2 separate regions of the Homo sapiens genome follow, and region 1 is linked to region 2. A link is a loop called in an ENCODE intact Hi-C map of the cell type or tissue named here. Cell type or tissue: mammary epithelial cell. All regions are shown on one strand. Links, peaks and the distances in the headings refer to the core of each region. The heading gives the core; the rest is flanking DNA.

Region 1 (12,656 bases), core at 2,907-10,906, 240 kb before region 2:
TTCTTTTGCCTCGGCCTCCTGAGTAGCTGGGATTACAGGCACACAACACCAAGCCCAGCTAATTTTTTTGTATTACAGGCGTGAGCCACCGCGCCTGGCCGGTAAAAATACTTTTAAGTGAGTATTCTTAATCACCATTAACCCCAGAGGTAATTGATGTTACTATTTGGTATTTAGCCTTTCAGAAGTGATCTGTGGGTGGTAAACCTTGATCTTCACATGTCCAAACATACCTTTATATTGACACCTTATAGTTAAATGTTAGTTTGATTAGGTACAAAATTCTTGGTTCTAAACAATTTGCCTCATCCCTCTGAAGATACTGCTGTTTTTTCCACTATTTCTAATGAGATGTCTGATGCTAATGTTCCTTTGGACATGAACTATATTCTCTTTGGAGGCTTTTAAGATTTTTCTCTTTATTCTTGGATCTCTTTTCAATTATCTGACTTGGTCATTAACAGGCCCTTCATCTGAAGACTCATGCCTTTCTTCAGCTGGGAATTTTTTCTTCTATTTTTTCTTTATTTTTTTACTCTACTGCCTCTGTTCTCTGCTTATGCTTGAATCCCCCTGACCAACCCTCTATTGTCATTTATTCTCAAATTTTCTATCTTTTATATTTTATATTATTAATTCCCTATTCACTTATATGCATTTGTTGTTTAAACCTTATACATTTCTTTTTTTTTTTTTTTTTTTTTGAGATGGAGTCTCGCTTCGTCACCCAGGTTGGAGGGCAGTGGCATAATCTCAGCTCACTGCAACCTCTGCCTCCCAGGTTCAAGTGATTATCCTGCCTCAGCCTCCCAAGTAGCTGGGATTACAGGCATATACCCCCACACCTAGCTAATTTTTATATTTTTAGTAGAGATGGGGTTTCACCATGTTGGCCAGGCTGGTCTCGAACTCCTGACCTCAGGTGATCCACCCGCCTCAGCCTCCCAAAGTGCTGGGATTACAGGTGTGAGCACCGCACCCAGCCATAAATTTATGTCTTATGTTTTTAATACTAAGAACATTCTTTCCTCCTCTGATTGCTCTAATAGCAGGGTGTTTTTGTAGATGAAACATCTACAGATCCTCTCTGAAAATACTAGATTTTTTTAAAAGTTATTTCCTGACTTATCTACTTCCTCTGGGGCTAATTTTCCTTCCTTATCTTGGTTCCTCTCTTTAATGTTGTGTTTCTCTCAAATGTCTGCAGATCCTTAGCTATTCATTCATATTTATAAGTGAAGGATAGATTAGTGTATGTAATTAGCATTAGTTTTTCTGAAACTTATGTAAGTCTGTTTTTCCACTGTCCTACTCTGAATGGGAGGTCTGATACGATCTGTTTGTGAGTTATAGATAGATGGTTATTGGCAAGTGTTACTTTAGGGTATGTAGGCATGGAAAAGTAGAGATTCCCCTCCTCCCAGGTATCAAAAGTATGAGAAATTTACTCTTGGGATGGAAAACTTTAATGTATTTTCCTTCACTGCAGAGCTACTTCTCCTGTTTCCTTTTCTTTATATCTGCGGTAGAATTTTGCAGTTAACTCAGGTTCCTCTGTTTCTCTCTGAGGCCCCTATACCCACAGCAAGAGCTTTCCTCAAGTAGGCAGTTTACTTTCTTCAGAAAATTAGCTGATTTTAGCTTAGAATCAAATGCACCTGCTGCCTTTTGTTCACTGTAAGGAGGAGGCTGCCCCTACTGTTTCAAAGGTAGAATTAAATTAATTTACCCTTGAAGATGACCCATGACTCTTTCCTGCTTCTTGTATATATTCTTTCAGCCCATTTTCTCTGGAGCTACTTTCATTTTCCTAGGCATCTTCTCTTACACATACTTTAAGCTGTGGCTTCTTCTGCTCTGATCAATCTGACCTTTTCTGCTTTCTATCTTCCATGAATTCCTCACAACAGTTGATTTATGTCATGCTTTTGTTTCAGAGCATTGCTTTTAATTTGGTTTTTAAGAAATCTTTTCTGAAATTAAGAAATTTGAGATAGCAAGAGAGATGGGCACATGAATTCAGTTTACTATCTTGATCCAATTTCCAAAGAAATCTAAGATGTTAGTTTAGACATCACATATCCAACTACATCAATCTTCTACTTAAAATAGTCCCTCAGCTCCAGCACAAAGTCCAAGCTCTCTGGCCTAACATACTGGATCCTTAACCCAACTTTTGTTCATGCTGTCCATCAGACAGGAAAGCACTGCCTTTTTCTCTGCCTGGTATCATTACCTGATGCTTACTTAACACTATATTATAAATCCTTGTTTACATGTTCTGATTCATCACAAAAATTGTGAGACCAAGAGCAGAGATCTTACTAGTCCTTGACTTCTCAGCACCCAAAGAACTTATCATGTGGTAACTATTCATTTTATAAATGAGAATCAGGCATTAAAATGCCATGGAATCTTAGAGTCAGATCTCAGACCAGTGAACCACAGATAACAGAATTTAGAGCTAAAAGGGACTTTAAGATTATGTTTGTTAAACGAACAAAGCTTTAAGGCCCAAGAACTCTGCAAACTTCCTTGTACTTCAGAGCAGAATAAATCACTCCATCAAATATAACCCTATTGTACATTATTCATGCCTCTCTTGCAGCCCTTATCTCCCCAGTCTGTCATTAATTTTTTTTCTCAAGGATTAAGACAGTGCACGTTCATTTTTGTGTCACTTGTATTTTGGCATAAAGAAGATACTAAGTCAATATTTAGGGTATGAGTGAATACATGAATGCTCAGGAGAGCAGAATTTTGTGCTGGTTTCTACTACTAACTCATTCAAACGTAGGGAGTGAGTCACTTAATCTTTCTGAGTCTTAATTTCTTAGGCAGCAATTATATTTGATTATTTCACAAGTGGAATCATCTGTTTGAAACCAACATGGAAAATAATGACATGCTACCATAATACAAAACATATCCTCCATGTAAAACTAGTAAGGATATATAGAGCACTGAGCTAGTGCTGGACAAATGTTCTGAACTAGGGGAGAACAATGTCCTTGACAGCCTTAGTGGTTTTAATTGTAGATACTAAACCAGTACAAGTTTTTACCAAGCAGGTGTTATCCTCCCTGCCATATGGCATGAACCCCAGGGCTCTTCCTCCTCAATAACAAACAACATAGCTACAGCTTTACTGCAGTCTCCTTTATAAGACCTCAATGACATCTTTTTTTGTTCCTTGCCACAGTGAAAAGAACCCTAAACTGAGATTCACAAGACTCAGTTGTAATGTGGTTCTAATTATAAGTCTTCAGGAAACTCTGTTTTTCTGCCTATGAAATGGAGATGACAATACTTTGTACATAAGTAATTGTGAGGCTAATCATGCTTACATAAAGTTTTTAACACCGTGCATCGCAGGCACTCAATATTGATAGCTATCACTCTTCCTACAAAAGCATAAAGACATTTGAGCCACAAAGCACAATTCGGCTTAAAGCCTCTTCTTTAATAATTTACTATTCAAAGATCCTATATTTGCAAATTCTTTCCCATCTTTTAATCACATCTCTTCTATTTGATGAAAGGCAGCACAAATCAGGGGAAAGCAGTATAGGCTGGGAATCAGATGCCTATTGCCATTAACTCTTTTCCATTTCAGTTTTATCATCTACAAGGATAATAACTTACCTCAGTAAGCTCCTGTGAGGATTCAGAGAGTCAGTAAGAAAGGATCCAACAGGTTGCAAGGCACTGAACGTGTGAATATTGTTTTTTATAATCAATATGTGTAAAAATGACTCCGAATAAACCAGTCCCCACTGGTGGAAGCATGGTTCAAAGTATTTTGATGGTGACTCGGTATTGTGTTAGAACTTAACCACTCTTCTGCTTAAGTTCTTTAAGCGTCTCATCACCTTTAAGATAAGTCAAACTCCTACATGATCTGTCCTGCTTACCAATCCTCCTCATCACCCACCTCTACTTCCTTCACTATTCACATTCTAGTCATAACCACTTCGCAGTTCCCTGTGCAAGTATGCCTCATGAACTTCCTTGCCCACATACATGCTATTCTCTTTCTGTGTGGAATACCCGCATTTCCCCTTAATCCCTGCTCTAGATAACTAACTCATTCAGCTCAGACTTTACCATCAGGAAGCTTTCTCTGACACATCCAACCTTTCATTCAGTAAATGTTTACCAAATGCCAAGACTTGCCAGATGCCAAGGATATAACAATTAACAAGTCAGAGACAGCCCCTGGCTTCATGAAGGTTAGCATGCTGCACTATAATTGTCTGTCTGTGCCTTCAAGCACAAACAGGAATCATGAAGAACTGGCTGCTTGAGGTCTTCAACCTCAAGACTGGGAGGTTCTTAGGTACTGGGACATGTCTGACCATCTCTGTAATGTCACTTATTCACACCGGACTTGGCATAGGATAAACTAGGGCTTTTGCAAATGTTTAGTAAATCAATATGGCATAACCACCTATGTACAAGAGACAACATCAGATGTAAAAAATAAATAGCAACCAGGTGTGGTGGCTCACACCTGTAATCCTAACACTTTGGGAGGTCGAGGCAGGAGGATCACTTGAAGCCAGGAGTTTGAGAACACATAATGAGAACCACATCTCTACCAAAACTTTTAAAAAATTGTCTGTCTGACAATTTGACATCACACTCAATAAGCTGAGTGTGATGGCTTATACCTGTAGTCCCAGCTATTCAGAGGGCTGGGGCAGGAGCATCATTTGAGCCCAGGAGTTTGAGTTTACACTGAGCTATGATCACACCATTGCACTCCCGCCTGGGCAACAGAGCAAAACCTCGTCTCTTTAAAAAAAAAAAAAAAAAAAAGCAGTATTCTCTTATATGCATCACATTTTACTATTTATAGGACCCTTTCAAATACATCAACATCACATTTTATCCCTGTAAGTGCCCTGGGAAATAGAATTTGTAAGTTAAGAGAGACAGAGAGATCATCTAGTTTACTCTCCAGCCAATTCTTCATGATTTCTATAACATCCATTTGAGTGTCAAAGCATTCATTACAACTTCAGAGGACAGAATGAATGACTTTAAATGAATAAAATCTGCTCCCTTCAACAATTAGTACTAATCTTGGTTTTGCAGACTCCATAGACCAAAGAGGAAATTTTCTTCTAAGTGTAGGTATCTGAAGACATGTCCAGGTGAGGGCACAGTGTATCATCCTCATTTTATTGATGAAGAAATTGAAGCTCAAAGAGGCAAACTGACTTTCCCAAGGTTCAAAGCTACAAATTAAAACTGAGTCTAAAGCCATACCTTCTGGTTCCAAAATTAGAATTTCTAGAACATTTTACGACTATTATGAATCCATAAAAATTAAAAATAAAAAAATTATCACAAAGAAAGAATTTCTAGGACATTAAAGCTGAAAGGGATACCCCCTATTTATTATATCTAATTTCTTTATTGGATAGATAGGAATTCTGAGGCCAAGGGTGCAGGAGTGACTAATATGAGTGCCTCCCAGCTCAGGCTCTGCCTCTACCACACTGTCTTGATCCTTACCTCCACATCTGCCCACATCAAAATAGAGTAAATAAAGACTTACCAAGGCATTAGAAGAATTGTAATCCTCAGCTGACTTATCTGCACAGGAAGAAAAACAAGGGACTTAGTCAATAACAGTTACAGTTAAATTTTTCTGGACAGCAAAAGAAGTCTATCTGGTCAAGCACGTGCCAGATTCAGAGAATAGTAATAGTATGACTGGTACTACAGGCTAGATATCATGCTAAATGCATTATACATATCACCTTCTTTAATCCTCATTATGGCTCTGAGTACTATTATTATATCTACTTTTATTGATTTGGAAACAAGTTCAGAGATGTTAAGTACAGTTGGGTGTGGCTTAGCAATGGGGTATGTTCTGTGAAATGTGTCATCAGGTAATTTGGTCATTATGTGAACATCATAGAGTGTACTTACACAAACCTAGACGGTATAGCCTGCTACATACCTGGGCTATATTGTATAGCCTATTGCTTTCTAGGCTACAAACCTGTACAGCACGTTACTGCAGGCAACTGTAACACAACGGTAAGTATTTGTATATCTAAACATAGAAAAGGTACAATAAAAAATATGGTTTACAAGGTAAATAAAAGGATACACCTATATGAGCACTTACCATAAATAGAGCCTGCAGGACTGGAAGTTGCTCTGGGTGAGTCAGTGAGTGAGTGATGAGTAAATGTGAAGGCCTAAGTAGGACATTACCAGTGTACACTTAGGCTATGCTAAATTTATTTTAAACTTCAGGAATCACTAGGTGATAAGAATTTTTCAACTCCCTTATAATATTAATTATCAGACCACCATTGTATATGCGGTCTGTTGTTGTGGCACATGACTGTTATTTGCCCAGGGTACACACAGGTTAAAGAGAGGAATTAGATTTGAATTCTGGTCTCATTCTAAATACTACGCTAGAACTGTATCCACATCATCAGCTATATCACTGTCAGGCTTAAATGGCCAAGAAAATCTGCATTCTAAAAGAAAAGGAAAGAATCCATAGCACCATCCTGAGTCATCCATGCCAAAACATGGCCAGTCTCCAGTTTCAGCTTTCATAAAGGATCCTTCTATATCCATATCTACTGCCCACAAGGACAAAAGGACTAAGGTTGAGGAAAAGAGAGGTATTGATCCTGTCAAGTCTAATTAAAGGTAGGGTCTTGTTTTCCAAGAATAGAATCAAGCTCCCTCAATGAAGCAATTACCATGTTTCACTGATTCTGAGATGTACATTTTTTCACATTAACGTCTCTGAAACAGAGGTGTGTCCTACTTTCTAAAGCATGTTATGGTTTAATTGGCAGCTTTATTTTCTTTGATTGGTATGCAAATAATTGTACATCTTACAATCAGTGGTATCTTAGACTTCATAAAATTTGAAAGAGAGACCCAATGGAGATCTTAGGAAGAAAGTAAGTTTAAAGACCAGGTAATGTCTTCAGTTTTGTTCTTTAATTCCCCTGGGTCCAAGAAAAACTGACTGCCAATTCACCACTAATAGAATTAAGGAGGGGAAATATTCTACCAAATCCAATATATTCCTCACCAAGAACCAAGCCCAGAGAATGTACAATTCCAATTCCATCATGTAAAAAAGTGCTAGATACAGCTTCTTTGACACTACAGCAAATCATGAACCCACAAAGCAGGAAATAAGGCAAGCTCTGACAACTTGTTCTTATAACAAATCCAGAATAGCTAGCAGTATTCTGGAGAAATAAATTCAGGATATACTTTAAACATAATTCGTTTGTTTTTTCTTGTCCAAAAGACTATAGACTATCAACTTTGGCAGAGTACAACACTATGCCTTCACTGCACTACCCCCAACTTTACGTACTGCTAGTATTTTTGAAGATTGGGTATTTTGGTAATAGGCATACTTGTTATGTCATATAAAAATAAGTAAACACTCCCTTTAAAGGTGATGAACTTCTATATATCAAAATCAAATTCCAAAGCACAGAATGATGGAACAGAAAGTGCTTCCAGCACTTTCATTTTACAGATGAGCAAAATGAGGTGCAGAAAAGGAAAAAGATTGGTTCAAGGTCACGTAAGTCAGTGGCAAAATAGGGCTAAGACCCAGTTGAGTTGTCAATCTAGTCTACTTTTTCCCTATTACATTAGCTACTAACAGGTATAAAAAATTAAGTGTTGCCAGGCACATGGCTCACGCCTGTAATCCCAGCACTTTGGGAGGCCAAGGTGGGTGGATCATGAGGTCAATAGGTCAAGACCAGCCTGGCCAATATGGTGAAACCCCATCTCTACTACAAATACAAAAATTAGCCAGGCATAGTGGCATGCACCTGTAGTCCCAGCTACCTGGGAGGCTGAGGCAGAAGAATTGCATGAACCCAGGAGGCAGATGTTGCAGTGAGCCGAGATCGCGCTGCTGCACTCCAGCCTGGGTGACAGAGTGAGACTCCATCTCAAAAAAAAAAAAAAAAAAATTAAGTGTTGAAAAAATAGAAATACTTGACAAAAAAATTAGCATGGAAGATTGTGCTTCGGTTATAGGCAGCAAAGGAGTTAAAGGCCCAACTTAAAATACATTTCCATCATGTATCAGCTGAGTCACTTGGGGTATGTCATTTAACTTCTCTGAGCCTAATTAATTTCTTTGAGTATATAAAATGAGCATAATAGTCCTTGCCCTGCCAATCTAAGGCCATCATAAGAATCACATGAGGGAGCCAGGCTCAGTGGCTCACACCAGTAATCCCAGAACTGTGGGAAGCCAAGGTGAGCAGGTCACTTGAGGTCAGGAGTTCCAGACCAGCCTGGCCAACATGGTGAACTGTCTCTATTAAAACACAAAAATTAGCTGGGGGTGGTGGTGCATGCCTGCAGTCCCAGTTACTCAGGAGGCTGAGGCAGGAGAATCACCTGAGCCCAGGAGGCACAGGCTGCAGTGAGCCAAGATCACACCACAGGACTCCAGCAAAAGAATCACATGAGGTAATTCACATGTGAGCATATACAAATGAGGTAGTATTATCATAACTAATAGTATAAGAGGATGGTAAATAGGGAAAGGAGAGATATGACACTTAAAAAAACCTATACCAAATATGCAATTTTGCCTAGAGTTGGCCCTAGTCTTCAACTTATAGAAAATTAAAATTCTTGCATACATATATATACATGTGCACAAATTTATACATACAAAAGTAGATGTACACACGTATCTGTACATATACACTCAATATTATTCATATGTGCATGCATGAATGAACATACACATAATTACCTGAATGTTTATATTTATACATATGTTCGTTCATGAATACCTGAGTGGACTTTATCTTTGTTCATGAATACTTAAGTAGGCTTTAATTCCAAATATATGCAAACCCACAGGGCTATGTCTCTGTTTACATACACATTTACATGCCACTAGCACATATTTACATACATACATGCAGGAAAGATCCTTGCAAAGACTTGGCCACTGAGGTTTTCAAAGACAGCCTCTAACCTGATGTTTCCATGACAAGTTCCTTAAACACAAACTCTAATTTCCTGACTAGAAAACTTTCCCACTCAGTAGCCCTCCAGCCCAATTCCTCCTTGAAATGACTCAGTCCCTCAATGGAGTAAGTGAGACAGACTCAGCGGGGCCAGACGAGAGGAAGGAAATACTGCTGGGCACATGCATGGCCCTCTCCTGGGCACCACCATAGCAGCATGAGTGAAGCTGCAGCCTGTCATCTCCACCATCTGTGCCCTTGAAACAAGCCAGATACTGGCTGGGGAAAGCATCCTTCAAAATTCACTAGTTCATCCTGGTTCTCACCTTCCCAACAATACTGCCATTTGAAGGAGGCAACATGAGTAAAGAGCCTAGAAATTAAAAGATTAGCCCACTATTAATTTAGCATATTAGAAAGGCCTTCTTTGGTTCTCACACCTGCAAAACAATGGAAAGCTGGTCCGCTGTGGAAGGAGAGCCTCCAAATAACATTATTAGGGGCAAGTAGTAAATTCAAAAGGTGATGTTACAGGAATTAGGAGACCTGGGTTCTAATCCCAATTCTGCTATTAAAAACACTCTGAAAAATATAGTCCCTTCTACCGAGGGTACATCTAAAGAAACTTATTCTTTATTGGCCTGTTTTTCATTTAACTAATAAAAATTAGTTCCCTGAGGAAGACATACATTAATGTTATTAAATAACTAATAATAATATTAACAATAATGATGACAATGATAGCTACATTTCTATGGTGATGTTTTACAACTTATAAAGAACTCTCACATCAATCAGCTCACTTATTTCTCACTATAACCTCTTTTTTTTGAGACAGGGTCTCACTCTGTTGCCCAGGCTGGAGTGTAGTGGTGTGATCCTTGCTCACTGCAACTCCACCTCCCAGGCTCAAGTGATCCCTTCTCCTCAGCTTCCCAAGTAGCTGGGACCACAGGGATGCACCACCACACCCGGCTAATTTTTGTATTTTTTGTAGAGACAGGGTTTTGCCACGTTGCCCAGACTGGTCTCGAACTCCTGACCTCAAGCGATCCTCTTGCCTTGGCCTCCCAAAGTGTTGGGATTACAGGCGTGAGGCACTGCGCCCAACCATTTCTCACTACAGCCTCTTGAGATAGGAATTCCCATTTTGAGATGCAAAGAAATGAAGTGACTGGTAGAACCTAGTAAAGGTCAGAATCTAGACCTTCTAGCATAAAACCTGTGTTCTCTCTATATAATACCATGCTATTTTTAAAAAAACGTGTGCAGTGACAGAGTGAAGACTCAAGTTTGATGCAAAGTCCATCATCTTGGCTGTCAAATTCCAAAATTCCACGTTAAAGTGCCACTTCCACTCTTTCCACTACTTTCTTCTCTCATCCCAGACTAATAGGCATGTGAGCTTTCCCACCCAGATTAAAACCATCTCTTGCTGAGACTGCCCTGGACGCAGTTCTCATACCTGTAAAGCTCATGTATTTCTGGCTGTTGGATGTCTTCTTCGAGTTGTAAAACTCCAACACATCCAGAACAGCCTGCGGGTTTTTCTTCTGCTCCGACTTAGTGATATTTGATGTCTGAAGCAAGCGGGCCCACTGCTCTGGCATTCCCTGTAAGAGAGACATGCAAGACTAACAGGAAGGCACAGTCACAGGGGAGCCTGAAAGAACATCAGAGCTAACTTTGACACTTGCTAGCAGCAAAAGATGCATTTATTAGTCATTCCTTTCTCTCTATACTCTCAGAGTTTACACAAGCCTCTTTTATAATATCTTTCTCATTGAATTAGTCATTTCTTAAGATGTCTGCTCCTTCACCAGGCTATACCTCCAGGATGGTAGGATAGGATGTTGTTCCTGCATGATCAGTGCCCCACACAGAGCCTGCTACCAAGCCTACCATTTAACAGAGGTTTATTATTTAAGGAACGGAGATGGAAAGGCTTCTCTGGATACAATTTTGGCGATGAAAGTGTCCCACTCATGAACGTGAGAAAATTGTAATCAGGGTCTCAGGCAAAGATAGAAGCATCAGGAAGATGAGAAAGGGTTGAATCTAACAGTGCACAGCCAGAACTCTAAAAGACTAAAGACCTTTCTGTGACCCAGGACTTACCGTAAACTCCCCTGTGACAGCATCAAAACCGACATGAATTGTGTGTTCAAAATCTGAAGGGAGAGAAATCTCTGGCCGCTCTTTCTCTTTCTTTTTATTTGCTGCAAGAGAAACAGGCAAAAGGAAATAAAAAACAGGAACATTATTGTTTTTAGGCTTATTTTAGCTCTTTATTGAGCTGTAGTCTCCTTGAGAGGGCAAAGTCTATCTATTAATATTTCACATATGTAGAAGAGCTCAGTTACGGATCTGGATTGGAGCAGATACTCAATGCATGTTTAAAGACTTAATTTCTTGTTGAACTAAAGTACGGGAGGTGGCCGGGCACGGTGGTTCATGCCTGTAATCCCAGCACTTTGGGAGGCCAAGGCAGGCAGATTGCTTGAGTCCAGGAGTTCAAGACCAGCCTAGGCAACATGGCAAAACCCTGTCTCTGCAAAAATACAAAAATTAGCTAGACATGGTGGTGCATGCCTGTAATGCCAGCTACTTGTGAAGCTGAGGCAAGAGGATCATTTGAGCCCAGGATGTAGAGGTTGCAGTGAGCTGAGATCACGCCACTGCATTCCAGCCTGGGTGACAGAGTGAGGCCCTGTCTCAAAAAAACAAAAAACAATAAAATAAAGGGAGAGGCAAAAAGATCGTCTGTCAGAGTTAACAGTTCTGGTTTTACCAGTAACTAGCCAGTTGATATAGAGTAAGTCATCTTTTTTGTGAAGCCCTCCTTGATCTCTAGGCTGGGTGGTTCTTTACCCTCTCTGTTCCCACAGCACCCAATATATGTAATAGTAATTGACTATTATAAGTGTTTATCTTCCATACCAGACTGAATTCTAAGTGCAGAGGCCATGTCAAATTAATCACAGCTTCCCAGAGGCTAGCACACACCTGGACAAAGTAGGTGCTCAGACAGTAAGTGAAGAAAGGAAAAAATGACCAGACATTTAACTCAACTGGGCAAGGAGTTTAAAGAATCTGCCTAAGACACAAAAATTCTCTCCAGGGCAGGAATAAATGTTCATTTCAGCAGCTCTGGCCTGACTTTCACAACACTTGTTACCCAGCACCTGTGAACCTTATTTTAAAACCCTGCTGTCTGGGAGCTCAACACACTAACCAAAAGAAATTCTGAAGTTCTAACACCTCCACAGACCCAGCAAAACCCTGATAAAAGGTAGCAAAATGAGAAGGAAAAAACAAAAAGGTCTAGAGTTCAAGCCAGTTTCACCTCTACCTCACCACAGAGTGTGTGTGTGTGTGTGTGTGTGTGTGTGTGTGTGTGTAGAGAGAGAGAGAGAAAGAGAGACCAGGATCTCTGCTTTCTCATCTAAACAAGGGAGAGGATGAGCTAGATGATCTTAAGGGTCCCTCAAGCACCTACATTCTGTGAATCTATGAAAACAAGAAACTATGCTTTCTCAAAGCTCTGCAGTTAAGATTCCTTCCTGAGATGGCATCCCACAGTTTTAAATAGGTATTTCATACATATCATCTAATACAATCACCACAATCCTGAGGTAAGTT
Region 2 (12,656 bases), core at 1,816-9,815:
TGAGATGGAGTTTTGCTCTTGTTGCCCAGGCTGGAATGCAACGGTGTGACCTCAGCTCACTGCAACATCTGCCTCCTAGGTTCAAGGGAGTCTCCTGCCTCAGCCTCCCAAGTAGCTGGGATTAGAGGTGCCCCACCACCACGCCCAGCTAATTTTTTGTATTTTTGTAGAGACAGGGTTTGACCATGTTGGCCAGGCTAGTCTGGAACTCCTGACCTCAGGTGATCGACCCACCTCAGCCTCCCAAAGTGCTGAGATTATAGGCATGAGCCACCGTGCCCAGCCCCTATAAAGATTTAAACAAGCTTATGGCCTCAGCTCACTGCAACCTCTGCCTCCTGGGTTCAAGTGATTCTTGTGCCTCAGCCTCCTGAGTAGCTGGGATTACAGGTGCCCACCACCATGGCTGGCTAATTTTTGTATTTTCAGTAGAGATGGGTTTTCACCGTATTGGCCAGGCTGGTCTCAAACTCCTGACCTCAAGTGATCTGCCCACCTGAGCCTCCCAAAGTGCTGGGATTACAGGTGTGAGCCACCACGTCCGGCTGGGACCATATCTTAATGAATACATTTTTTAAATGAAGAACCTAGAACAGAGAACCATTAACCCTAGCTTTTAGGAACATTTAGATGACTTACATTTTGGAGGGGAAATGTCTATGTACCTTTAAAGTGTCTCTACATCAGGAACACACAAAGAAAACAATTCCAGCAACCCTAAAATTAGGCTCAAATGAAATCAATAAATATTGTCTGGCTGATCATTATAAATTTTATCTTTTAAAAGCCTGACCTGCTCTTTTTTCTCAGCTTCTATTTTCTCAATGCTACGGTTCTAACTATCTAGTGAATGTTACAGCTCAATCTTTGAAAGTCACTTAGTCTAATGAGGAAATAAGCCCAGAGAGGTGCCCACATGCTTTGGTCTCCTGCCTTTTTGCATATTGCATTGACCACAGCAACACCAACAAGAAACCAAGTACACTCTGAATCTTCTCGACATTTTGCTATCAGAGCAATTTATGTTCATGGAAAGTCACAATTATAAATTTGTTCCTTTTAAAAGGAACTCAAATGGAATTTCTAATATTAGCCTGTGAGAATGTCCTGACTGATTACTGAAGAATGGACAAACTTCTAGGATAGAATTATGGGTGTTGCTCAGATGGGTAGCAGAGAAACTGGGGAAGCTCTTGTACTGGCCATTGAAATGTTAACACTGAAACCCTGCAGCAGTGGGGAGAGTGTGCATGCTTTCTGCTGCTGGTAGGTGGTAAGGCTGTATGATGTTTTAAAGCACAGGCTCAAAAATCACAATTCACTATCTACATGACCTTAAGCAAGTTATTTTACCTCTCTCTATAACTCAGTTTCCTCAACTATAAAGTGGGATAAAAGCGTATCTCATAAGATAATTAAGAATATTATAATACATAATAAAGAACTCAGGACAGTGGCTAGTACAGAGGTCTCAGTAAATTTTAGTTTCCATTTCAAGTGGCTGTTTTACTTGCCTATTGTTAACAGACTCAGAAATTCTGAGAGTCTGGTTAGAAAAAGGAAAATTCGTTTTTTTTCAGTCTACCTTGCAAGATAAGGGAAACCAAGTGACAGTGCTGAAATGAACACTGGGCTGAGTGGTACCAAACATCAGTTTAGTCACTAATTAGCCATGTGATCCTGTTAAGAAGGTTAGCTTGTATAACCTTATTTTTAAGGACACATAATGATTTCAAAAGTCCAAGTATAAATCAGTAATTACAAATCAGCCTTATAATACCCAGGTATCTATGAAAACTAAAAATTGAGAGTTGATAAATATAAGAAATTACTGCTGATCTAAAAGGAAGTGGCAGAAATCCCCTGAAATGTGTTAAATCTTTGCCTTACTAAATACTTGCCAGAAGCTATAACTATATTTTCTTATTAATTTCATGTTCATCTTCTCAACAAGTAAACAAAAATAAAGCCAACAAAATTCTCATATTTGCCAGCATTATTTTTTAAAAAACATTTCTCATTAATGGTTTTAGTCAAGAATGAGAGCAAAGTAATATAGAAAACCTAGGTTTATTTGTTAAGCTATTACAAAAACAAAACAATTACCATTTGAAGTACTTTGAGGACTTCATCCCAGACTCACTTGTTCTGTTACAGAAACTAACCTAAAAGGCTGGAAATTAAAGGATACAACCTAAGAGGTTATAACAGCAGACTGGTAAAACATGGCGAAAGGAGCTCTCTCTTTCCCCCGCAGTCTACCAAGCTCCTGTGCATTTTCACCACATAGATCTGCTAGCTTACAAATGATGCACACAGTCAAGGTAGGAATTATAGGCCTACTCAGAGGGTACCCAGACACAGAAAGTTTTAGGGTAAATAGTAAACTACAAATACCCTCTTGGTTAAGTTAATTCATCAAGTTAATAAAGGTCATATTATCTATCTTCTGCTGGTGACAACTTGTTGTCTCAGTATAGTCTGTCTCAAGAAAGAACTGGTTCAGGTTGGGTTTTGGAAAAGGAAAAAGACTTTCATTAACTTCACTCCAGAGTGGAAGAGGCACCAAGTTCTCTCCTACACTTAGGAGCAGAATCTGAAAAACAAAAGGTTTACAGTGTTTACAGTAGTGATAATAATAATAGCTACTACTTATTGAATGCCTAGTCACGAGTGCCAGAGGACTTAGGTACATTTTATCTTAGCCTCTGCAACAACCCTGCAAGGTAGGTATTATCCTCCCCATTTTACAGATGGGGGAAGTGAGGATTAAATAAGTTATATGCCTTGTCCAAAGGTGTACACAAGTATGTGGCAGAGTTGTGATTCCACGATTAACGTGCCGTCTCCACCCCACCTCATGCACTGAGAAGTCCTAGTTCCATTATCCTGAAATTATTAACAGTTGCATAAACTACTCTTAATTATTTATTCCTTATTCATTCTTTTAAAGCATGTACAATTTTAAATGATTAAAAATTTACACAGCCAGGTGTGGTGGCTCACACCTGTAATCCCAGCACTTTGGGAGGCCAAGGCAGGCGGATAACCTGAGGTCAGAAGTTCAAGACCAGCCTTACCAAACATGGAGAAACACTGTCTCTACTAAAATTACAAAATTAGCCAGGCGTGGTGGCACATGCCTGTAATCCCAGCTACTCGGGAGGATGAGGCAGGAGAATCACTTGAACCCGGGGGGGCGGAGGATTCGGTGAGCCGATTGCACCATTGCACTCCAGCCTGGGCAACAAGAGCGAAACTCCATCTCAAAAAAAAAAAAAAAAAAAAAAAAATTAGCCGGGTGTGGTGGTGGGCACCTGTAATCCCAGCTATTCAGGAGGCTGAGGCAGGAGAATTGCTTGAACCCGGGAGGCAGAGGTTGCAATGAACCAAGTTGCGCCACTGCACACCAGCCTAGGCAACAGAGCGAGACTCCCGTGTCAAAAAAAAAAAAATGTACAGACATTGTTCGGAATTCAGATCAATTATCCAGATGAAGAATATGTATAAACATTATACATAATGTTTATACATTATAAACAGGGTGCAGTGGCTCATGCCTGTAATCCCAGCACTTTGAGAGGCCGAGGCAGGCGGATCACGAGGTCAAAAGATCAAGACCATCCTGGCCAACATGGTGAAACCCTCTCTCTACTAAAAATACAAAAATTAGCCAGGCGTGGTGGCGCGCGTCTGTAGTTCCAGCTACTTGGGAGACTGAAGCAGGAGAATCGCTTGAACCCAGGAGACAGAGGTTGCAGTGAGCCAAGATCACACCACTGCACTCCAGCTTGGGCGACAGAGCGAGATTCCATCTCAAAAAGAAAAAAAAAAAAGAAAAGAAAAAAAACCGTTATGAATAAAATAATTCTCTGCCTCTGAGCTCTAGGATAAAATTAACAGAAAACAAAGCTCATTAAAAAGTTTGTGGCTATTTCACCATTAAAAAGAATCCTAAGAATTCTTGCCAAGGACTGCAGTAACATCCCATTTGTTTAACTGTTAGTGACATACCAAATGAGTTTCTCATGATTCTGATTAATAATAGAGTGGCTGATGTTCTCTGTATAGTCTATTCTTCAAAAGAAATATGTGAAAGCCCAAAGACCCAAAAATCTGTTTTCTAATTGCAATAAAACAGTTACTAAAACAAGTATCACTGAACTGAAAAAATTAATATGCTATAATGTGATGAGAAATAAGGAAAGAATACTGAAGTTGATATCAAAGGATTTCCCATGAAGTAGAACAGTGAAGTTACTGACAATTGGAACTGTGAGAGCTAAAAATCAAAGTTAACAGAGCTCCAGTGATGTGAACACATGATTTTAACAGAGAAGACATTGCTAATTTTAAACTGTATGGCTACCACTGACAAAAGTAAATGTGGAAATTAAAATTAAGTATTTAAGGGAAAATATAAATCATAGAACTCTAAGAGGTTATTTTCTGATAGTTCCACTGGCAGGATGTGAGAAGAAAGCACAGGTCCAGTATCACAATTCATGGTCAGTATAAGAAGCAATGTTATACAGTTTTCACAATAGCAGTAACTTGGAAGCTAACTGGAACTTTAAAAGGCTGGTTTCTGAAATGAAATAGAACAGGGGTAAAGGAATTAAAACTTGTAACTGGAGAAAAGCCAATGATTACAGAACTAGGTTCAGAACTAAAATCTGTATCAGAAGAAAAGAGAAGGAATTCTGAAATATTTATCATTGCAGGGAATAACAAAGGATCTTATAACTTAACTGGATGACTGACAGTGGTAGCAGAGTCAAGTCAAAACATATAAATCTTACCATGCTATTACTATATGCTTTAGTAAAATAAAAGGAGGCTAGCGAGAGCATCTCAAAGACTGGAGGATAGCCAGTATTCAAGAAAACAATGCTATAAGGTAGGAGGAAGTTGTAGTGGGGAGACAGGGACAACAATTTAACAACAGCTTATAAAGGACTACTACAATTACTGGTTCTAGCTCTGTATGATATGAACATGACCTTCAGTTATTATCTAACATATAGTTGAAATACTTAGGCTGGCAAAGGACAATATATTTCTCAGAATAATGGAGTAGCAAATAAATTGTCAGGAACAATCTGAGGTTTAAAAGAAGAAAAATTTTTTTAAAGAAGGAAAAAGAAATAGGCCAGATACAGTGGCTCACAGCTGTAATCCCAGTACTTTCGGATGCCGAGGAGGGAGAATCATTTGAGGCCAGGAGTTAGAGACCAGCCTGGGCAACATGTGAGACCTTGTCTCTACGTAAAATTTTAAAATAAGCTGGGTGTGGTAAGCATGTGCCTATAGTCCCAGCTATTTGGGAGGGTGAGGCAGGTGGATTGCTTGAGTTCAAGGCTGTAGTGAGCTAGGATCATGCCACTGCACTCTAGCCTGGGTGACAGAGTAAGACCCTGTCTCAAGAAAGAATTTTAAAAAGTAGAAAGTAATCATTTCATATGATTTTCATGATCAGCGACAAGGGAGAAAATGAACTACTCACCTTAAACTTGCATAAATCATTTTCAGTGATCAACATCTGCATCCTCAAACTGTCCAGCAACTGTTGGTGTGGTATCCACCTCCATCCCATCTAAACAAAAAAATTAATTACTGAGCAATCCCTATGAACACTTCAGACAGGTAGATTCAACTTATAACTTCTACCAGAAGGAAGCTAGTGCCCTCTGCTGGTAAGAATTGCTTTTTCCTCTTTTTGGAAAAGTCTGAAGGGACAAACTGAGAAAGAAAATGCTACCTGGGGATTTAGGCCACATCAAAATCAGTCTGCGACACTAACTGTGTAAATTCTCACCCTCAATACTAAAATAACTCTATGTAGGAACTTTCAAATGCAGTATCAATTGTTCACCCTTTACAGATCTAAGTATTTACTGTTAGGCTTTTTAAGGTATACAGCCCTATCCTCACAAAGTGAAAAGACAAAAATCAGTACAGCAAGCTTTTTGCTTATTTCCCTGTTTTTGTCATCTCATTAAATAAAAGGTGGGGAGGGAACAAGAGAAAAAAAACAAGAGCCCTGATATGGTTTGGCTGTGTCCCTACCCAAATTTCATCTTGAATTCCCACGTGTTGTGGGAGGGATCTGGTGGGAGGTAACTGAATTATGGGGGCAGGTCTTTCCCGTGCTGTTCTCATAATAATGAGTAAGTTTCACTAGATCTGATGGTTATATAAGGGGGAGTTTTCCTGCAAAAGCTCTTTTTGCTTGCTGCCTTCCATGTAAGATGTGATTTGCTCCTCGTCTTCCACCACGATTGTGAGGTTTCCCCAGCCATATGGAACTGTAAGTCCAATGAAACCTCTTTCTTTTGCTAATTGCCCAGTCTTGAGTATGTCTTTATCAGCAGTGTGAAAACAGACTAATACAAGCCCCACGGAAAGAGTTGTCTTGGCCAGGCACAGTGGCTCACGCCTGTAATCCCAGCACTTTGGGAGGCCAAGGTGGGTGGATCACCTGAGGTCAGGAGTTTGAGACCAGCCTGGCCAACATGGCAAAACCCCATGGCGAAATCTCTAACAAAAATACAAAAAAATTACCCGGGCATGGTGGCAGGCGCTTATAATCCCAGCTACTCGGGAGGCTGAGGCAGGAGAATGGCTTGAACCAGGAAGGTGGAGGCCAAGGCAGGCAGATCACCTGAGGTCAGGAGTTAGAGACCAGCCTGGCCAACATGGTGAAACCCCGCCTCTACTAAAAATACAAAAATTAGCCAGGCATGGTGGCACATGCCTGTAATCCCAACTACTCAGGAGGCTGAGGCAGAAGAATCTCTTAAACCCAGGAGGTGGAGGTTGAAGTAAGCCAAGATCATGCCACTGCACTCCAGCCTGGGCAACAGAGTGAGACTCCGTCTTAAATAAATAAATAAATAAATAAGACAGAATCATGGCCGGGTGCAGTGGCTCACGCCTGTAATCCCAATACTTTGGGAGGCTGAGGCGGGCGGATCACCTGAGGTCAGGAGTTCGAGACCAGCCTGGCCAACATGGTGAAACCCCGTCTCTACAAAAATACAAAAATTAGCTGGGCACGATAGTAGTGGGTAATCCCTGCTACTCAGGAGGCTGAGGTGGGAGAATCACTTGAACCTGGGAGGCAGAGGTTGCAGTAAGCCGAGGTCACGTTATTGTACTCCGGCCTGGACGACAGAGCAAGACTCTGTCTCAAACACACACACACACACACACACACACACACACAATCAGTGTATATACACACACAAAAGGACACAAGACTGAAAGGATATGCAACAGAAAATTAATAGTAAATGCATCTCAGAATTATATTTATTTTTTTCTACCTCTTCTTTGCCTGTGCATACTTTAAGCCAACATGGTGGAACCTTGTCTCTACTAAAAATACAAAAATTAGCTGGGAGCGGTGGCAGGCGCCAGTACCCCAGCTATTCAGGAGGCTGAGGCAGGAGAATCGCTTGAACCCAGGAGGCGGAGGTTGTAGTGAGCCAAGATCGTGCCATTGCACTCCAGCCTCGGCAACAAGAGCGAAACTCCATCTTAAGAAAAAAAGAAGGGTGTGATAGTTAAATTTATGCATCAACTTGGCTAGGCAATGGTGTCCAGATAGTTGGTCAAACATTATTCTAGATGTTTCTGTGGAGGTTATTTTTTAGATGAGATTAGCCTTGTAAACTGGTGAAAATTGGGTGAAGGAGATTACCCTGCATAGTGTGGTGGGTCTCATTTAATCAGCTGGAGGCCTCAATAGGAAAAAGACTCACCTCCCCTGAGCAAGAAGAAATTCTGCCAGCAGAACTTCTGAGGCAGCAGAATGCAACATAAACTCTTCTCTGGGTCTCCAGTCTGCCGGCTTACCATGCAGATTTTGGACTTGCCAGCCTTCAGTCACGTGGGCCAATTTCTTAAAATCTCTCTCTTGCTTTGGTGGGTGTGTGTATACCTGAAGAGATGCCTGAATTGACAGCCCTCAGAGATAACCTATCGTGGACTTCTAGCCTCCAAAACTATGAGACAATAAAATTCTATTGTTTGAGCCACCCAGCCTGTATGACACTTTGTTATAATAGCCCTAGCAAACTAATACACAGATGCAACAGTAAATTAATAGTGGATATCTCTCAGTTAGAATTACACTTGTTTCTTTTTCACTTCTACTTTCTTGCGCACATTAAAAAAATTTTTTTGACTATGAACAAAGACTTTTTTGGTAATGAGGAAAAAAAATCACTAAAAACAAATGACATAAGCATTCCTATACTATGTAATTCTGTATCTGCTTCCTATACTATAGAGAGTCAATTCTTTCTCTTAGTTATTAAAAGAACTTCTATTGACTATCCATAACTTATTGCCCAAGTGCTCATCTGACTGTTCACACTGCAAAAGGACACTCACCTTCATAATCTCTTATTGAATCTTCTGTCCTGACCCCAGCCATATTATACTGGCTGCTCACAGACTGAGAAAGCATTCCTTCTAATCTCTCCAGTGTGGCTTGGCCTTCTGCTGTTAGATGGGATAATCCTTCTTCATAGGTGTAAAATGTAGGGATGTCCCCCTGTCCTTGTTCTAAACAAACAGAAAACTTTAAAGTTTAAATACAACAATTAGAAAAAACAAAATGGAATCAATAATATATCTGCCGCCAGCCTGGCCAACATGGTGAAACCCTATCTCTACTAAAAATACAAAAATTAGCCAGGCGTGGTGGCACGCGCCTGTTGTCCCAGCTACTCAGGAGGCTGAGGCAGGAGAATCGCTTGAACCACAGAGGTGGAGGTTGCAGTGAACCGAGATCACGCCATTGTACTCCAGCCTGGGCAACCGAGCAAGACCTTGTCTTGGAAAAAAAAAAAAAAAAAAGAATCTGCTGAAGATAATATACTGTCCAAATAGGCTTCCAGGAAGATACTTTTGAACATTTATTTATACACACATATAGGCTACTGCTGAAGACAGAAATACAAAGAAGATGTACCTACTCTCTAGGGTTATTAAAAGAGATAACAAGCCAGTAAACAGCAATTCCCAAAGAATCCCAAGTCCAGGGACTAGAAAAAAAAAGTGTGTTCCTAAGGTCAGAGAGTCCTACATTATCCTGAGGTGGGAATTTTACAAGTGAGCACAAATTAATTTGGTATTAATTTGTAAAATGAAGATGTTTTCTGATTAAAAAACATGCTCCTTTCTTAAAAAAAATCAGGGCCAGGTGCAGTGGCTGACGTTTGTAATCCCAGCACTTTGAGAGGCCGAGCTGGGAGGACTGCTTGAGCCCAGGAGTTCAAGATCAGCCTGGACAACATAGTAAGACTTCATCTCTCCAAAAAAATGTTTTTTTTAATTAGCCGGGCACGTGGTGTGCACCTGTAGTCTCAGCTAATCGGGAGACTGGGGTGGGACAGCTTTGGTCCAGTAGTTCAAGGCTGCAGTGGGTGGAGAATGGTACCACTGTATTCCAGCCTGGGCAACAGAGTTAGACCCTGTTTAAAAAAAAAAAAAAAATTAGAAATTCTGGAACATACAAAAAGGATGAAAAATTTTAAATCACTCAAAAATCTCAGAAAGATAAGGATATATTTGGATATATTTAGGTATGTGATGGCGGATCCCAGAAATGTGTTTATCTCAGGCCAGGAAGTGGGTACATATGAAGGAAAGGGCTTTGGATACCCAGATTGGTGTACATAAGACCAGTAGGGAAAAGAAAAGAGAACAGCAGGTACTTCAAGCTATAAAGACTCTTATCACGCTAGTGACTGCATTCTGGTCTGGGGGAGGCAATCGGAAAGGGCTCTTAAATAAATGAAGTATGGTTCTGAGAAAAAGAAATGACCTTGGCAGTGAGCTGTTTGAAGGAACATGTTAAATAAAGATGCAGGCCAGGCCCGGTGGCTCATGCCTGTAACCCAGCATTCTGGGAGGCCAAGGCCAGAGGATTGCTTGGGCCCAGGAGTTGGAGACCAGCTTGGGCAATATGGCAAAGCCCAGTCTTTATAAAAAATACACAAAAATTAGCCAGGCATGGTGGCGCAAGCCTGTAGTCCCAGGTACTCAAGAGGCTGAGCTGGGAGAATCATTTGAGTCCAGCAGGCAGAGGTTGCAGTGAGCAGAAATCACACCACTGCACACCAGCCTGGGCATCAGAGTGAGACCCTGTTGCAAAATAATAATAGTAATAATAAAACAATATAAATGATCCAGGTTCTCAAGGTGTAGAGAGAGAAGCTTGTTCTCTGGGGGCAGCTGCCTCAGCTTAAAAGACTTTCCTGACCATCCACTTCCCTATCTACCATTTTCTTTCCTCCCATATGCTCTACTTACCCATTCTTCCCCATAACAATCTCTATTTCTTACACTCAAAAATTTGTCTGTTGCAAAGGGCTTTGGCATAAAGTGTTCTACCGTGTCATTCTATTTTAATAATAATCTTACCAGCCAGGCACAGTGGCTCACACCTGTAATCCCAGCACTTTGGGAGGCCGAGGCAGGCGGATCACCTGAGGTCGGGAGTTCAAGACCAGCCTGACCAACATGGAGAAACCCCATCTCTACTAAAAATACAAAATTAGCCTGGCGTGGTGGCGCATGCCTGTAATCCCAGCTACTTGGAAGGCTGAGGCAGGAGAATCGCTTGAACCTAGGAGGCAGAGGTTGCAGTGAGCCGAGACCACGCCATTGCACTCCAGCCTGGGCAACAAAAGCGAAAACTCCATCTCAAAAATAATAATAATAATTTTACCATACTGCATACTTTACAGTCATATAAAGAACTATAATCCTCTACCCTTAATACAAATAAATGCTTAAAATGAAACACTAAACAAACAAAAAACCCACTTTAAAATCCATTTCACTAACCATGTGCTTCCACATCATATTCTTCTCCATCGTAGTCATCTGAATCCTCATCCTCAGGATCTGGATGCAAGGCCTGGCATTCGCACATTGCAGTGAACATTGCCTCCACTGAACAAGGAAATTAAACTGTAACCAATCTTTTTTTGTAATAAAAGTAACCATCAGTGCAAATAAATTTAATGGGTACACAAAACGCCACAGTATTTACAAAATCTGCCAAATTGTAAGATCAATCTTGAAAGCGGTTGAAGCAAAAGACAAGTCATAAAATAATAAGAGTTCATTATGAGAGATCATTGCAATCTCTTCATGGCTCGTGGGATTTTCCAAGAAAAAAGGGTCAGAGTCCTGGTAAGACTGCTGGCATCAGGGTGAAGGGTGAAGACTGCTCTCAGCTGATAGGGCTCTTTCCAGCCATCCTGAGATCTTCCACTTTAAAACTGCCATAACTCCTCTGCCATCCAGCAGGTGAGATTAAGTCAACAGCACCAATCAGTAAAACTAACCAGAGTCCACTCACAAAATATACCCAGATGACAGAGTGTCTACAATATTCTCACTACATTCACAACCTTTGATATTAATAGGTATTTGGTCCTTAATGATATTACCAATGCTAAAATAAAGAAAAAGCAATAGAATGGAGGTAATGGTGGTAAAGGTGAGAGGTGTGTGTGTGTGTGTATGTGTGTGTGTGTCAATTGGGAATGCTTGGTATGTAAAAGGGGAAGAATCAATACTGTAGAACACTCACACGCTGATTTATCACTAGGCACAAATCTAAATTCAGTAATAGGTTCAACATCATCATCACTGTCTTCCTCTTCTTCATCAGCAACAGGTTCTTTTGATTCTTCTAGAAAATAAAATACCCTTTTAATGTCATTATTTGACTTTAAAAAAATGAAGCATATTGAAAATCTGAATATTGCAATTCAATTTTAATTTCCAATTATGGTTGACAAATTTATTTCCAATTATGGTTGAAAAATTCTGATTATACAGTGAGCATCCTAGAAAAGCCTTGCCTCGATCTCCTGACCTCGAGATCCACGCACCTTGGCCTCCCAAAGTGCTCCCTCCGCGCCTCACCGGGAATGAATTTTTAAGGTTATTTTTAAGGTAATCTAATCTCATCAACAATGAGCTAAGGGTCAACTTTTTTTTCTGAGACTGGGACTTGTTTTGTTGCCCAGACTGGACACCCTTGCCCTCTCAGGCCCAAGCGATCCTCCCACCTCAGCCTACTAAGCAGCTGGGACTACAGGCACTTGCCACCACACCCTGCTAATTTTTGTTTTTTTGAGATGGGGTCTTACGATGTTGCCCAGGCTGGTCTGAAACTCCTGGGCTCAAGTGATCCTCCTGTCTTGGCCATTCAAAATGCTGGGATTGTGGCTGGGCACGGTGGCTCACGCCTGTAATCCCAGCACTTTGGGAGGCCGAGGTGGGCGGATCACGAGGTCAGGAGTTTGAGTCCAGCCTGGCCAATATGGTGAAACCCCGTCTCTACTAAAAATACAAAAATTAGCAAGGCGTGGTGGCAGGCGCCTATAATCCCAGCTACTCAGGAGGTTGAGGCAGGAGAATCATTTGAACCTGGGAGGTGGAGGTTGCAGTGAGCCAAGATCACAGCATCGCACTCCAGCCTAGGTGACAGGGTGAGACTCCATCACAAAAAAAAAAAATGCTGGGGTTACAGATGTGAGCCACTATGCCCGGTCCTGATGGTCATTTTTTTTTTTTTGAGACGGAGTCTTGCTCTGTCGCCCAGGCTGGACTGCAGTGGTGCC

What was found. Peaks named below come from ENCODE experiments on the same cell type or tissue, not always from the same donor. Only the 100,000 strongest peaks of a DNase experiment are listed, where the experiment ranks them.
Region 1: it touches region 2 in a loop (2.6-fold over the local background); 2 of 110 quality-filtered maps call a loop at or near these places.

What each region holds. Positions count from the first base shown.
Region 1 is chr11:77,368,762-77,381,417 of GRCh38, forward strand. It overlaps PAK1 (p21 (RAC1) activated kinase 1), which reads right to left. Exons shown (of 15, transcript NM_002576.5): 3 at 11,133-11,233; 4 at 10,480-10,627; 5 at 5,567-5,604. Among named protein-coding and RNA genes, the nearest start is that of GDPD4, 73 kb to the left of the region's middle. In mammary epithelial cell, for the core only: no CTCF peak of the experiment used is centred there; a DNase peak (open chromatin) is centred at 6,170; H3K27ac peaks cover 1,444 bases.
Region 2 is chr11:77,614,100-77,626,755 of GRCh38, forward strand. CLNS1A (chloride nucleotide-sensitive channel 1A) reads right to left here. Exons shown (of 7, transcript NM_001293.3): 3 at 11,618-11,719; 4 at 10,864-10,971; 5 at 8,401-8,574; 6 at 5,507-5,596; 7 at 431-2,596. The coding sequence ends at 5,529. Among named protein-coding and RNA genes, the nearest start is that of CLNS1A, 17 kb to the right of the region's middle. In mammary epithelial cell, for the core only: a CTCF peak has its summit at 5,702 (motif pointing left); no DNase peak of the experiment used is centred there.